Linked DNA regions of Homo sapiens: region 2 is linked to region 1. A link is a contact called in ENCODE Hi-C or POLR2A ChIA-PET data. All regions are on one chromosome and are shown on one strand. The core of a region is the stretch at or near the end of the contact, and the rest is flanking DNA. Distances in the headings are between cores, read along the strand shown.

Region 1 (6,263 bases), core at 1,262-3,761:
GAGCCCTTTGATTTTCCCAAAACTCCAGAGCAAACTTACCCTCTCACCGTTGAACCATTTCATATCAAAGAAAACTAAGCTGTGTTTCTCCAGACTCCACCCAAGAAAGAGACTTTCATTCCTCCCTCAAACCCTTGGGCAGTGTTTTTTGTTGCTACTTTAGTAGAAACTACGGAAACAATTCACAGTTTACAGCAGTCCCTGCAGCAAGATCCCACACATGTGGCAGAACTGGGCAGACTCCTGCTCATCATTCCTACTTGGGGCTCCCCACACAGGAGCGGGGGCAGGAAGAAGGCTCAGCAATCACTTCTACAGAACCTCCTCCTACAGGACTTTTACCCATCACCCCAAATTTTGGGTACACAGCTTGACCAATATTTATCTGTTCAATAAATACTATTTGAAGATACTCTCTGTCCTATCTACTGAGATGAAATTTTTCAGTTTGCTATTGTTGCTTTAATGTTTATGTCAAAACGTGCAATGTCACTCCAAGATGAGGGAATGCGGGCTGTGAACTCTGTTGGACCCAAATGTCCTCAAAGGTGGAAAGCTGCCTTCACTCCTCAACGCCCCCACTGTGAGGATGAGGCCAGACACAAAGTAGTATTCAATTCAGTATCATGTGAATGAATGACAGGAAATGGCAAATGAGTGAGTAGGAGAAAGAAAAATGCCTTGTGGAGCAGAGAATTTGCTAAAGGTGGTGATTGTCACTCAAGTATGGTGAGTTGAGCTTTTCTTTTGACTCACTTCACATCACAGACTAATATATCCACTTTAAATCAATGCTCTTCTTCTAATGATTTTTATTGTGGCATGTCAGTCAGGCCAGGAGAGGTCAGGACCTAAATCTGGGCAGCTTGGCAGATGCCTTAGGCTGAATAGGCCACTGAGTCAGTTTCAAAGTTTAGCCCAGATTGGTAGAATCAGGCAGGCATCATAGGTGCAGAGGAAAAAAAAAAAAAAAACAGATCCAAGGAATCAGTGAAGACTCAAGTAAGTAGACACAGAACACCAGTCTAGACAGGTGAGGAAACTTAGTCTAAAACTCTTGGAGCAAGAACATACCTCAGCAGGCTAAAGATTCATAGGAGTTTGAGACCTGAGTCAGAGGCCTCTTGTCTTCTACTTCCGCTGTGTAAATTTATCAGGCTTTAATATTGTACATTCGGTACCAGAAGGGCAGGATGAGCCCTACAAGTGAAACTTTCTCCTGGTCAACTCAAGAGGAGGGAGTTAAGCTTAGGTGGGAAGCTTTCAGTTCTCTACTCTCTTTAAGAAGACAGTCTAATGGCTCATAATCTTGATTCTTCACCAGCGTTTGCTCCAGGTTGCCTAAGGTTTGGGCAAATAGACACGATTTCAAGCTTTGGTTTCAAATCCACTCATAGTCTTCTACTTTACTAAAGTTGGCTGGGCCATGAGTGAACAGAGCTTTCTTGTGCCTAATTGACTTCTTGGTGCCTTTCTTCCAGACCTAGGACTTTCACATTAGGGGTCACAAGTACCCAAGAATAAAGGCGTGTGCCAGAAGGGACTCGAAGCCACAGGGCAAACATAGCACATCCAGAACATCAATTTTGTGTGTGTGTGTGCATGTGTGTGTGTGTGTGTGTGTGTGTAACAAAATGTGAATGAATTTACAAAAACAAACTATGCAGCTTGAAAGAAATGCCAGGATCAGTGCTTGTCATGCCTGCCATACAGGGCTCTGGGGAGTGTGCATTTACTCAGCTCCATGATTAGGGCACATCTGGCGCAAGAGTTGAGAAGCTTTGCCCTCGGGCCGCACACACATCAATCCTACCACTGTGGAGGTGATGGAGGCACTAAAGGTGACTTCCATCCAGGTCATTCATACTTCCCACTCTGAGAGCTTCATTATGTGTTTTCTGAGCCTGACTGCCTGAGCTAAGCGCATCTCATCCTGGGTGCTGAATGCGGGGAGAGGGTAGAGAAAATGTTGAGGTGTCCCCAGAGGCTAGAACGTGTTACCAGTATAAAGGTACTCCCCAAAACACAATCTCAAGCTTTTGCTGGTAGCCGCATGATTTTAGAATATTAGGTCCATATTTATATAGAAGTTCTGTTAGTCCTGACTACAGCAAATGAAGTCAAAGATTTGAGTGAGGAAAGGCAATAAAAAGGAAAGAAAGGCTTAACTGTGCAAAGACAAAAGGTATCTACAGCAGGCAGAGGGAAAAAAACAGAGTACGGTTGGAAAGACCGTGAAGTTCATGTAGTTCAATCAAGCATCAGGTGCTTCAATTCTATCATGTTACTGTCTTATTGGTGCCAAGCTTGGCTTGGATGCTTCCAGTTATAGGAACTCACTTCCTCCTCTACTTCATTATATTGCTTAACTCTGACTTCTAGAATATTCTCCTTTATACTTGGCTGAAACAGAAAGATGTGTGGCATAAATTTTACTTTCTCTTTTACTTCTGCTACTCAAAGGAAGAGGAAGCTGTGGGTGCAGATGTTGCTAAGATAAACTACAACTTCCTCCATGACCAGTTTCTGCAGTTTAGGAAGGGCAGAGCCGAACACGTGGCTGAGTTGGGGAGTTAACTACAGACACTTAAGCAAATCAGAATCCTTTGAAACAAAATCATCAAAAGGCCAAGAAGCATTTGTAAGGGCTTTTGACTACAACCTAACATTCAGAGAGAGTTGATCAGAGAGAGTTGTTGACACACTAAAAATTCATTACTTTTATTTACATTGAAATTTATTTACTTTATTAAAAAATATTTTTGTTGGTTAAGGTTGTTTGTACAAACTTGTAATTTTAATATTTAAAAAGTTGGAAGAGAATGATAGTATTAGGTAATGATAATATTACTAATTTTTACTCCATGGATGAGGTGGCATCATGCTATTTCCAATTGATAGTGGCACACCAAATTGCAGAGTCATGTTGTTAAAAGAATGCATTCCCAAGATTAGATTGGTTAAATGATAACAAATGCACAGAGGTCATTCTGTTGTGACTGAAGCTCAAGTGATTACTAATATACACATTAATACAACAATGTCTCCTAATAATAGACATAATTCTCATAATTCTAGGAACCTTGGGGTGGGGTGGTAGCCTGGAGAAAAAAAAGGTAAGGGTGGCAGATCAATTGATTTTCCTGCTAGTTGAGATCAACTATCTCTGCCAAAATAGTCTTCCTAATTGCATAAAGTTATATGCAGCATGGATAAGAATTGTTTACTCTGCCATTCTACCTATTTTAACTTTTTTAAAAAAGAGAAATTTGTTGACATTTCAAAGCCTTCATCTCAAACATTTGAGACATAAAAATCCCCTGAGGAGAACATTTTAAAGACAGGAGGAAAAGATGCCATCCCAGAGGATCTGATGCAGGAGGGTTGGCATTTGATCCAGAAATCTGTATATTGCATAAACTCCTAGTTGTTCCTGTTGCTGGTGATCTACAGGCATTTTTAGGAATAATTGACACTGACAGAACATATTATACGTGCCTGAAGTGAGCCTTGAATACCAGTAGGTGGCTCTATAACATCTTAAATCAGGGACTTTGCAGCTAACTAGCTAACTAGCTAGAAAATAAAGGCTCTGAGGCCTTTATTTCCTCTCAATTTCCTTTTCAGGGATTGGAGGTGGCGTGGGAAGGAGAAATGGAAGAGGATGCTGGAATGTGGTGTGGTAGACGGAAATGAATGGATATTAAAATGAATTTTACAATCATCACTTGTTAGTAGCCCTCTCAAAAGTATTATAGTAACGACTACTGTTAAAATAAATTTTCTGAAAGCATACCAGAAAAACTTAATGTCCAATAAACTTAAAAGGCACAGAGGCTCTTAGGGTCTTCCTGAACACCGAGCTTTCAAATCTGGGAGAAACAATCTTATGGCCAGCCATTGCTGCCGTTCACTCTTGTCTCATTACAGAATCCCAGTTGTGGGCCATAAATACCAAGTGGGCATGAGGTAATATAGACAACGCTACTTCCTGCTTAAGCTTCTGCTTCTCTTCTACCCAGTTTCTCAAGGACACACCACCTGGGTATAATCCGGGAATGGTCACAGTAAAAATGACAAAACAATAGTCTCCGGCTCTACCCCAATCAACAAAATAAGTGGATCCCAATCCTCTGTCTTCTGATGTCAGGAATGTGTAAGTTGTATCATGTGTCCACAAGTGTGTGCCTCAGTGTCTCCATTTCCTTGGAGGCTCCTGAAGATCCCCAGTTGCTGCAATGATGTCACTCTTCCTGGAGGTAATTGCTGCTGCTGTCGTCACGTCCCAGCACCACCTATGTTGGTTGCATCTCCTCATTCTCCTCTGATCTTTATCATACAGTCTTTTGGCTTGAGCTGGGTGAAGAAGCTTGGGAAAGACTAGGAATAAACTCTACTGGTACGAGGCCATAAAGCAAAGCAGCTTCTACTCCATCCCATCTTTCGTTTACTTGGCTCCTCATTTCAGTCCCTTATTCCTTTTCCACCCACCCCACTCCCCAGCCAGAAAAAAAAATTGTGTGTGACGCATCACTGTGGAACTCAAAGCATCATATAACCTCACTCTCCTCTAGGCAATATCCCTCGACCAAATACATGTCTGTGTTCTGATTCTGCTTGGGATCTGTTCCTTCCCCATCTCGTACACAGCCTGGGAAGTAAGACAGTCCTGGGGCTTAGCTCTGGGGACCAGGGACAGCCCTGGTCCCAATATCATTAAATCAATATGCTTCCTCCAAGGCTTTTTGGGTGCCTTTAATCAAGTAAAATCAGGCCGGCTTATCCTGCCAACTACACATGTCTGAATGGCAAGCTGTTTTGGTGCTTTATCTGGGATCCTCACTACTCATTTATCACGTGAATCCAAACAAAACAAACCACTTGTAAAGTACAGACATTTCAAACAATAAGGGAGTCTCCAAATAGAGGGCTAAGGTTATAGTCAGCTCTTCAGGAATCCAGCAGGGTCTTTACCATTACATGTCACCTATTATAATTGTAACCCTGGTAAAGGCTGTTTATGAACAAAGCATATTTAAAAGCTTGGAAAATTTTTTATGTTGACAAGAGAGGCCATTGCAGGTTTTTAAGAAGGGAAGCAAAATTATTCACATTGTATTTTGGAAGATAATTATGGCAGAATGGGGAATGGTTGGGGAAATAAGAGTGTAATGGAGAAAAAATTTCCAGAAAACAGATTTGCATATGTATTTACATAAATGAGATTGGTTGTATTCAATAAAAATGGATGAACAGTTTGATGAGGTGTTCAAGTAATAAAAAATAATTTAAGAGATAGGGAAGCTACCCACTCAGGCCTTAGAATTACAGGTCCTTGGGGTGAGAAGTAGGGTTGGGGAGCCAAGCATCAGAGTTCAGAAAAGCCATGCGTTTAGTCTCTATGTGCCAGGTCTTTGCATTTTTTCTCACTTTTCATTGCTTAGATAATTGGTTTCAGTGATTTATCTGAAAGACTCTTTATTTCCCCCAAGCATTCTCCATTCTGCCATAGTTACCTTCCTAAAGTACAATGTGAATCATTTTACTCCCTTTCTCAACCTGCAATGGCCATTTTTGTCAATAGAAAAAAAAAGTGCAACTCTTTAATATGCTTTGGTCATAAACAGCCTTTACCAGGTTTACAATAACAGGTAACATGTAACGGGAAGCCCTTGACACAATGATCAAGAGACCTGGAGTCCCAGCTATGCAACTCACTAGCTATGAGATCTTGGACAGCGTTATGTAGCCACTAAGCCTCAGTATCCTTCGTAAAATGGGAACAGTAATAGTATCTAATTCATTGGGCTCATGTGAAGATTAAATGAGAGTAAATGAACAATATTTCCCACTTCTCTCATATGTCACTCTAGTATATTTTCTGTTTCTCACATCTATCATTCATTGTCATAGCTTTGCCTCTGTTTTCCCAGCTACATATGCCTCTCCCATGCCAAAACCCTCTACCCATTTTCCATGAGCAAAACTTTTCTCAGAATTCAAGACCTGGTTTGAATACCACATCCTCTAACAGTGCATCCCTTGGCTCTTCCTCCATCAAAATATATACCACTTTATTATCCTCCATTTGTGTGTCTCTGTTATCCCTTCATTCTCCCTGATATTACAATTTGTAATTCACATATTTGACTCTCTTTTCTACTGGATTATATATTATCTAAGGATCATTTCACTTTTCTTCCACTCCTAGGACCTACCAGAATGATTTACACACAAAAAAAGCACTCCATTTGGTTGTAATT
Region 2 (7,280 bases), core at 1,196-3,695, 220 kb after region 1:
ATTTATGGTATTTTCCCATTCTAATAAATAACACTGAAATGTCCTCAGGATCCATCTATTTCCTTGTTTTTTCACTTCCAAAATATTTAACTTGAGAGAATTGTCCAAGGCTTGCTGGAATTTCAGTATGGCAAGCCAACGAGAGGTGATGTTAGTTCAGAATAGAGGAGTCTCAGTTTCAGTCCTCTAAGCGGGCATGGTAAGATATTTCTCAATCCAGGCTGGTGTTGCTTTTAAAACCAGAATTGATAGCAGTAGACACATGCTGAGAAGAGTATTTGTCTTGGAGGCAGAAAGGGCACTGTCCTGGAGGAAATGAAAGCCTTACCAAGAGCTAGATGGCAGGACTAGATCCCAGCTGGGAGCCAAATATAATGAAGAAACTTCATTTTTTTCTTGAGGTACATTTAAAAAGATAAATTATGTTTGTATCTATCTGGGCAGGGCTTTGGGTTAGAGGAGAAGGAGCCCAAGGCACCTTTATGGACAGTTGGGTACCTGGCCCATCACCAGGATTTATGCAGCCAGACTGTTTCTTGGCCTTCTGGATAAAGAAGCAGCTCTTTACTAGGCTGCCTGAATTTGCTCACAAAGTGTGTGAAGCTAAGCAACAGGGTGAAGGTCCTTAATCCATGGCTGAGAGGGAGTGAGGAAGGCTTTGATTAAAATGGAAAGCTTATGTTCATCAAGTTTTTCACCTATAGGACAACAAGAGCTAGAGGGGTGGAAGATAAAAATACTAGACATAACCTCTTCCTTAAACTTGTGGCCTAGTTACAGAGACAACCACATTATGAAACCATTACTAACCATATGTGATACTGTTTATATATAGACCAGAGATGTCATAATTAGTGTCTGATGTGCCTAAGGGTTGGAGGACAGTTATAGTGGTTCATGAGTTCAGTGACAATGTTTAAACTGTATTTTCCCTTTGCTGATAATCTAAGAAAATTTTTTTTTATCAGGTAGAATTATAAGCCTTCCCATTTGCAGTAATAGTTTGTAATTCAAAGACATTTTCATTGGCTAAAACTTTAGTGTTTTAAGTTAACATTGTGCAAACCAGGGTTCAAAACATATTTTCTTAAAAATTTTAATGGTGGAAGATAGAATCCTGATCTGTCCCTGGAAGAGTGACTAGGTCCTGATAGTTGTTTCTGCTAGAGGAGAGAATTTGCAAGGATGAGCATAGTGCATTTGGGGTACTAGAAAATTTAAAGGATATAACAGTTTCAGGTTTTTAAATATACCATCCCGACCATGTGTCAATAATTGGTGGAATACCCTTTTCTTTGTTATTACCTACCTCTGATGACTAAAGGAGCTTTAAGTCTTTTTGTTGAGAAGGTAACTCCCAGAGTCCTTGTTTAAAGAACCATCTTCTAACCCTCATGTTATTGATCAGTGTCTAACGTAAACTTTTTTTTCTCTGCCCAAATGTGAATTTTGTTTCCTCAGGACTTTATTTCTGAACAGTTAATGATTCTAGCAGAGACAGCTATAGGAAAGTCCATTGCATTATGCCTTTGGGCATTAGCTAGTCACTAGGGAAGCAGGTGTTCCTCGAAGGGCCAGAACATTAAGGACAAATTGTCTTTTTTAATGTACCAGCCTAATCCTGCACCTTTACTTGGTTAGGGATTTGTTTCGCTCAAATGTCATTGCTGTCCTTTTATTTCTCTTTTGTACATAAGTTATCTCAGGTCAATGATCTTTATTCTCCTTTAATTTGCTGTATGGTTTTAACAGGTTTTTTAGTAAAACTGAGTTTGTGTTTGTTAGTTGCATTAGGTCAGACTGCAAGATTGTTTGTTCAGATGTAGGCCTAACAAGGGATTGTTCTTTTAAAATCTTCTTTAAGGCAAAATTTTCTGTTTTATTTCTTTACAGATTCCAGCAAGATTATGGAAGAGCATAGCTACATACAAAAGGAGCTAGATTTACAAAATGGTAGCTTAGAGGAAGACTCTGTGGTGCATTCTGTTGAGAACGATTCCCAAAACATGATGGAGAGCCTCAGCCCAAAGAAATACTCTTCCAGTCTGAGATTTAAAGCCAATGGAGACTATTCTGGCTCCTATTTAACCCTCTCACAACCTGTGCCTGCAAAGAGAAGCCCTTCTCCTTTGGGAACCAGTGTCAGAAGCAGCCCCTCCTTAGCCAAAATCCAGGGAAGCAAGCAGTTCTCTTATGATGGAACTGACAAAAATATTCCTATGAAACCTCCAACTCCTTTACTCAACACTACATCCTCCCTCAGTGGATATCCACTTGGAAGAGCAGACTTTGATCATTATACTGGCCGGGACAGTGAAAGGGCCTTGAGGCTCTCAGAGAAGCCTCCCTATTCCAAATATAGCTCAAGGCATAAATCGCATGACAATGTCTACTCTCTTGGAGGGCTGGAAGGTCGGAAGGCATCTGGCTCGCTCCTGGCCATGTGGAATGGAAGTTCCCTGAGTGATGCTGGCCCGCCTCCTATCAGCAGATCGGGAGCCGCAAGCATGCCTTCAAGCCCAAAGCAAGCCAGGAAAATGAGCATTCAGGACAGCCTGGCGCTTCAACCCAAGTTAACTAGACACAAGGAGCTTGCATCTGAAAACATCAATTTGAGAACTAGGAAGTACTCCAGCAGCAGCCTGAGTCACATGGGAGCCTACAGCCGATCACTTCCCAGGTTGTACAGAGCCACAGAGAACCAGCTGACACCTCTCAGCTTGCCTCCAAGAAACTCTCTGGGCAATTCCAAACGAACAAAACTTGGGGAAAAGGATCTACCTCATAGCGTAATAGACAATGACAATTACCTTAATTTTTCTTCTTTGAGCTCAGGGGCTTTACCCTATAAAACCTCTGCTTCTGAAGGCAATCCTTATGTAAGTTCTACCCTCAGTGTCCCTGCCAGTCCACGAGTGGCTCGGAAGATGCTTCTGGCCTCCACCTCCTCCTGTGCCTCTGATGACTTTGATCAGGCTTCATATGTGGGGACAAACCCGAGTCATTCACTTCTTGCTGGAGAGTCAGACAGAGTTTTTGCGACCAGGAGGAACTTCTCTTGTGGATCTGTGGAATTTGATGAGGCAGATTTGGAAAGCCTCAGACAGGCCTCAGGAACCCCCCAGCCTGCCCTTCGGGAACGGAAAAGCAGTATTAGCTCCATTTCAGGACGTGATGACCTGATGGATTATCACCGGCGGCAGAGGGAGGAAAGACTCAGGGAGCAGGAAATGGAGCGATTGGTAATCTTCATCTCAACAGTGATTGACCTCACTGTTTCATTAACCAGCATCTACAGGGCAGCCTTGGAGATGGACTCCAGGATATGTGGGAATATAGGATATTCATGTTCACTAGCCACAGCTGCTATCTTTCTCTTCTCTCCTGCTATCCTTCTTCTTCCCATATCACTATTAATAGGCTTGTTTGGCTATCTTGAAGGCCTCCAGGAATTAATGTTAATTTAGTTGCTCTGCGGACTTCTCACAAGTATAAATTCTTTAAAAACATAACAGAGGAGTTGGGAATTTTATGAAATTTCTGAGTCTTACAAACTTCTCTTTAAGACTATGAGGAAATGCTGACTTGTATTATTTATATCATTAAATTTGCTTGTGTATGGTTATGAGAAGTAGTCAGTGAAATCATGACTCACCAAGAATTAGGTAGTAAATTTGTCTTTATAGCAAGTTGTCTAGAAAGTTGGAGTTGCCTCAGTGGTGCTCAGCTTTTCTCCACACTGTTCATACACAACCTTACTATCTTTAGCTCTGATTCTTATCACGTACAGTGATTCCAAACTACACATACTCACAAGATCTATTGAGTTGTCTTTTTCCATTTAAAATGAATTTATACTTATTGTTGAAATATTGAAAATAAGACGGGGAAACATCCCTTGAGAGTCTCACCAATGAATGAGAACAAACAACTGCATTTTTCCTTTCTCTTTTAAGCACAGGTTTTTCTCTTAGAATGAATATCTGTGAGAGATTACTTTGATTCATTTTTGATTCATGATTTCCTTAACAAGAGAAGCTGCAGGATAGTAAAGCTGATTTACAGCAACACAGTAGGATTATCAGTGTTTTAGTCGCTAAAATATTCTAGAATATGATTTTTGAATCACAAAACTGGTTGATACCCTATAGGACAATAAAATTGTAACCCAGGCTTGTCCAACCTGTGGCCTGTGGGCCGCACAAGGCCCACAATGGCTTTGAATGCCACCCAATACAAACTCAAAGTTTCTTAAAACATTATGAGATTTTTTTTGCCTTTTTTTTTTTTAAGCTCATCAGCTATCGTTAGTGTATTTTATGTGTGGCCCAAGACAATTCTTCTCCAGTGTGGCCCAAGATTGGACACCCCTGTTGTAACCTTTGGATTATAATGGACAGAAACCATTTGCATCCATCCAGAAGGAAATACGTTTGACATTTTAGAGCAGTAATCATTTGCATCACTCATAGTTTTTGATAAGTTGATGTCTGTTCTTACAGAGTTTTCAAATACCCTAACTGACAATAGTGAATGAAAACAAATGTGCATACCCTTAGAGAATTTAGACAGTCTTTGAGTGGGTCAGTTATACAGTACTCAGTATGACTTTCCTCTTTATTACCATAAATAATCTCTGCAGACTGTTCATGGTCACAAAATGGCATTGTGTTTGGGCTTGCTTCATTGACAGAAATTCAGAAGATGTTTTAATTAGCATACAAAAGTCTTGTATATGGACAGCAAATAGAATGCTATACCATGCAGAGCAACTATTATTTATAAAGCCAGAATATTAACTTCTATCCGATAACTTATCAAGAAATCTGGGAGAGCATTTTTAATGGCTTCCATTACTCCGGACATCTTCCTTAAATGCTTCTATTTGCTCTTCTGTTCCAAGGATAGGGAACCAAATTCAAGAAATTCATCTCTGCTAGGTTTCATGTTCAGCATCTCTAAGTGTTGGTGAATTTCTCTTTCCTCCAGATTTTCCAAATCTGGTATGGTTCTTGGCAATCCAGGAAGTGACCTTCTGTACTGCCTGTAAGGTTGGGCCTGTTAAGTCATAAACAGTTTTGACTTCTTGGGAGAGCTTTGTGGATATTGCTCTAAATATGAAGTTATATATTTTTTCTTTAATAGTGGGCGTATCGTATTTGTTGAAATGAGGCTTATTTTTAAATTTGACACTCTAGACTTGATCTTGGTTGCATGGTCTATTTGTTTGACTACATTGTGGTAAAAGGGATGACGGATTCTTATCAAGCCTATGCAAAAGATGATATTGCCATTAAAAAGTAAAGTGACTCAAATTACTTCCTGAATTCTGAGAGATCAGTGAGAACAATTTACCATTAAAATAATATTTCATTTAGTTTGCAAAATCAGAGTTAGCTGAATAGAGGATTAGAGATAGAGCAGTATGAATGCCAAAGGGTTTTCCCCCTGAAAAAATAAAACATTAAAAATAATACTAGTAATATTCCAAAACATATATCCACATTTAGAAATTCATTTTTTATTATCAATTCAATCACTTCTATGTAATTAATTCTTATTCCTCTGTATCTTAGGCTCTTAATTTGGTTTCATGAAGTCATCTATTTCTAGACTAAAAAGTCCTGAAAATCTGATGTGGCTGCCTAGTACTATCTCATTTTTGTCTATGCAATTCTTTGAAATATTTAGGGTTAAGAATACCTGGTAAAGTTCTGTCCACAAGGTTCTAAAACTGTCTTTTCTTCATTAATGAGATATTGTATTTTGTAGACAAGCTCACAGAGAAAGTAGAGAACACTTGGTGAATGTAAGAGTTAAGTGGCTATGGTTATTTATGGTTAATTTAACAAACAATATCAGCATGAAGGAGAGTTAAAATCCTTTAAATCAGTTTTTTAAGAACATATTACAGAGAGTGAGGGCACTGACATATATTCAGGGTCTTTGTGTAAAGTACCCAATCTTTGAACATTACCTATAATATTAAAAATATTATTTTACCCGTACAAAATTATCTTAAGGAAGGGCAACTTTCTCATTTGATTTGAGAAATTTTTAGGGGCACAGTGAACAAACCTAATTATTTCTAGCCTCTTTCTTTTTGTAAAATTAAAGACAAATCTTTGTGATTGCCCAGAGGTTCTCTGGGAAAACCTAAAAGTAGTTCAGGAATAGATATCTTGGAAATTATATTTTTTTTCTGTATTTAGGGTCTGCCTGATCTTGAAGGCAAAATCAGAGATTTTGTCACTTGAGTAATAAAGAATTGTGTATACCTGAGAGTAGTGAATGTTTGTGGTTTGGCTATTTAAGAAAATGGCAATAGATTATTTTATGATGAGCAAGAAAGCTCAAATCATTCAAAAATGAAGAAAACTCTTTGCAAGAATATATTCCAATCATCGCAAAGCTCAGGAAGTTACACTTGTAAGGTACTAATCTCTGTTCTGTGGGCAGATTAGTACTGCCTTTTACAAGCATAGGCTGATTTCTCCAAGATCAGTCTGTCATTTCAATAGAGATAACTGCATTTTAGTTTTACATTAACAGGGTGCTTGTCATATATTACATTTTTAATGCATTACATTAAACATACTTTATGAATAATTGCATCAAAATCATGCAAACTTTGCCAAATTTTTAAAATTTTATTACTTCTTTATAGCCTTTTTATTTGCAAGCATTATAAACCAAGTTAAATCTAACTCCCTTTTTGCAAATCTGCAATTTTCTGTTTCCATCAACTTCTGCCCTTCATTGTTCTCTTCCACATTCTGGAACAACCAGACACTAAGACAAAAATACTTAAAGGTATCAGAAATTATGTTCAAGCTAACACATCACAGAACATAATTACTGATAATGTGAAAAGGTTTGTCACAGTTATAGTTCAGTTTAGATGAGCACAAAGTTTATATTTTTCTTAATTTTATAGAAGTAATCTTAGCTTATGTTTTTAGCAAACTAATATAAGACAGTTTAAAAGTTCAGGTAAACTAATCTCTTCATCATAAAACATTCAAGTTTTTTTAAAAAATGAGATTATACTTGTATTATACTGTACACTGATGAAACAAGGAAAAGATGTGTAGCTGTTTTGTTGTTGTTTTTAAAATGTATTTTTTTCTTAAAAGTTGTATTTACCCATGACACAGCCCCAGGAGATCCTGACAACATGTGTCCCTATAGCTGTTTTTAAAACCAAATTATCAAATCAGGTCTTTTTTTTTTTAAGAGAGCACAGTTAGGCTGGGTGAGGTGGCTTACACTTGTAATCC

Evidence for each region. Hi-C counts contacts between places; a loop is a spot of excess contacts on that map. ChIA-PET counts read pairs that join two places held with the same protein, here RNA polymerase II (POLR2A). Pooled maps may share reads with other maps.
Region 2: a pooled map shows a loop between it and region 1 (2.5-fold over the local background). The contact joins two enhancer-like sites. A Hi-C loop is called at or near these places in 1 of 168 maps with a recorded cell type or tissue (endothelial cell of umbilical vein) and 4 of 50 pooled maps. POLR2A ChIA-PET finds 5 or more read pairs at or near these places in 1 of 52 experiments (MCF 10A).

Annotation. Positions count from the first base shown.
Region 1 is chr3:111,665,585-111,671,847 of GRCh38, forward strand. It overlaps a transcript of CD96 not described here. Among named protein-coding and RNA genes, the nearest start is that of PLCXD2, 6.0 kb to the right of the region's middle. RefSeq lists an enhancer at 2,351-2,400. Within about 2 kb of position 2,512, at least 7 of the 41 ENCODE cell types and tissues checked have a DNase peak (open chromatin) inside an H3K27ac peak, as active enhancers do.
Region 2 is chr3:111,882,171-111,889,450 of GRCh38, forward strand. It overlaps PHLDB2 (pleckstrin homology like domain family B member 2), which reads left to right. Exons shown (of 18, transcript NM_001134438.2): 2 at 1,894-3,242. The coding sequence starts at 1,908. Among named protein-coding and RNA genes, the nearest start is that of PHLDB2, 27 kb to the left of the region's middle. Within about 2 kb of position 2,446, at least 2 of the 41 ENCODE cell types and tissues checked have a DNase peak (open chromatin) inside an H3K27ac peak, as active enhancers do.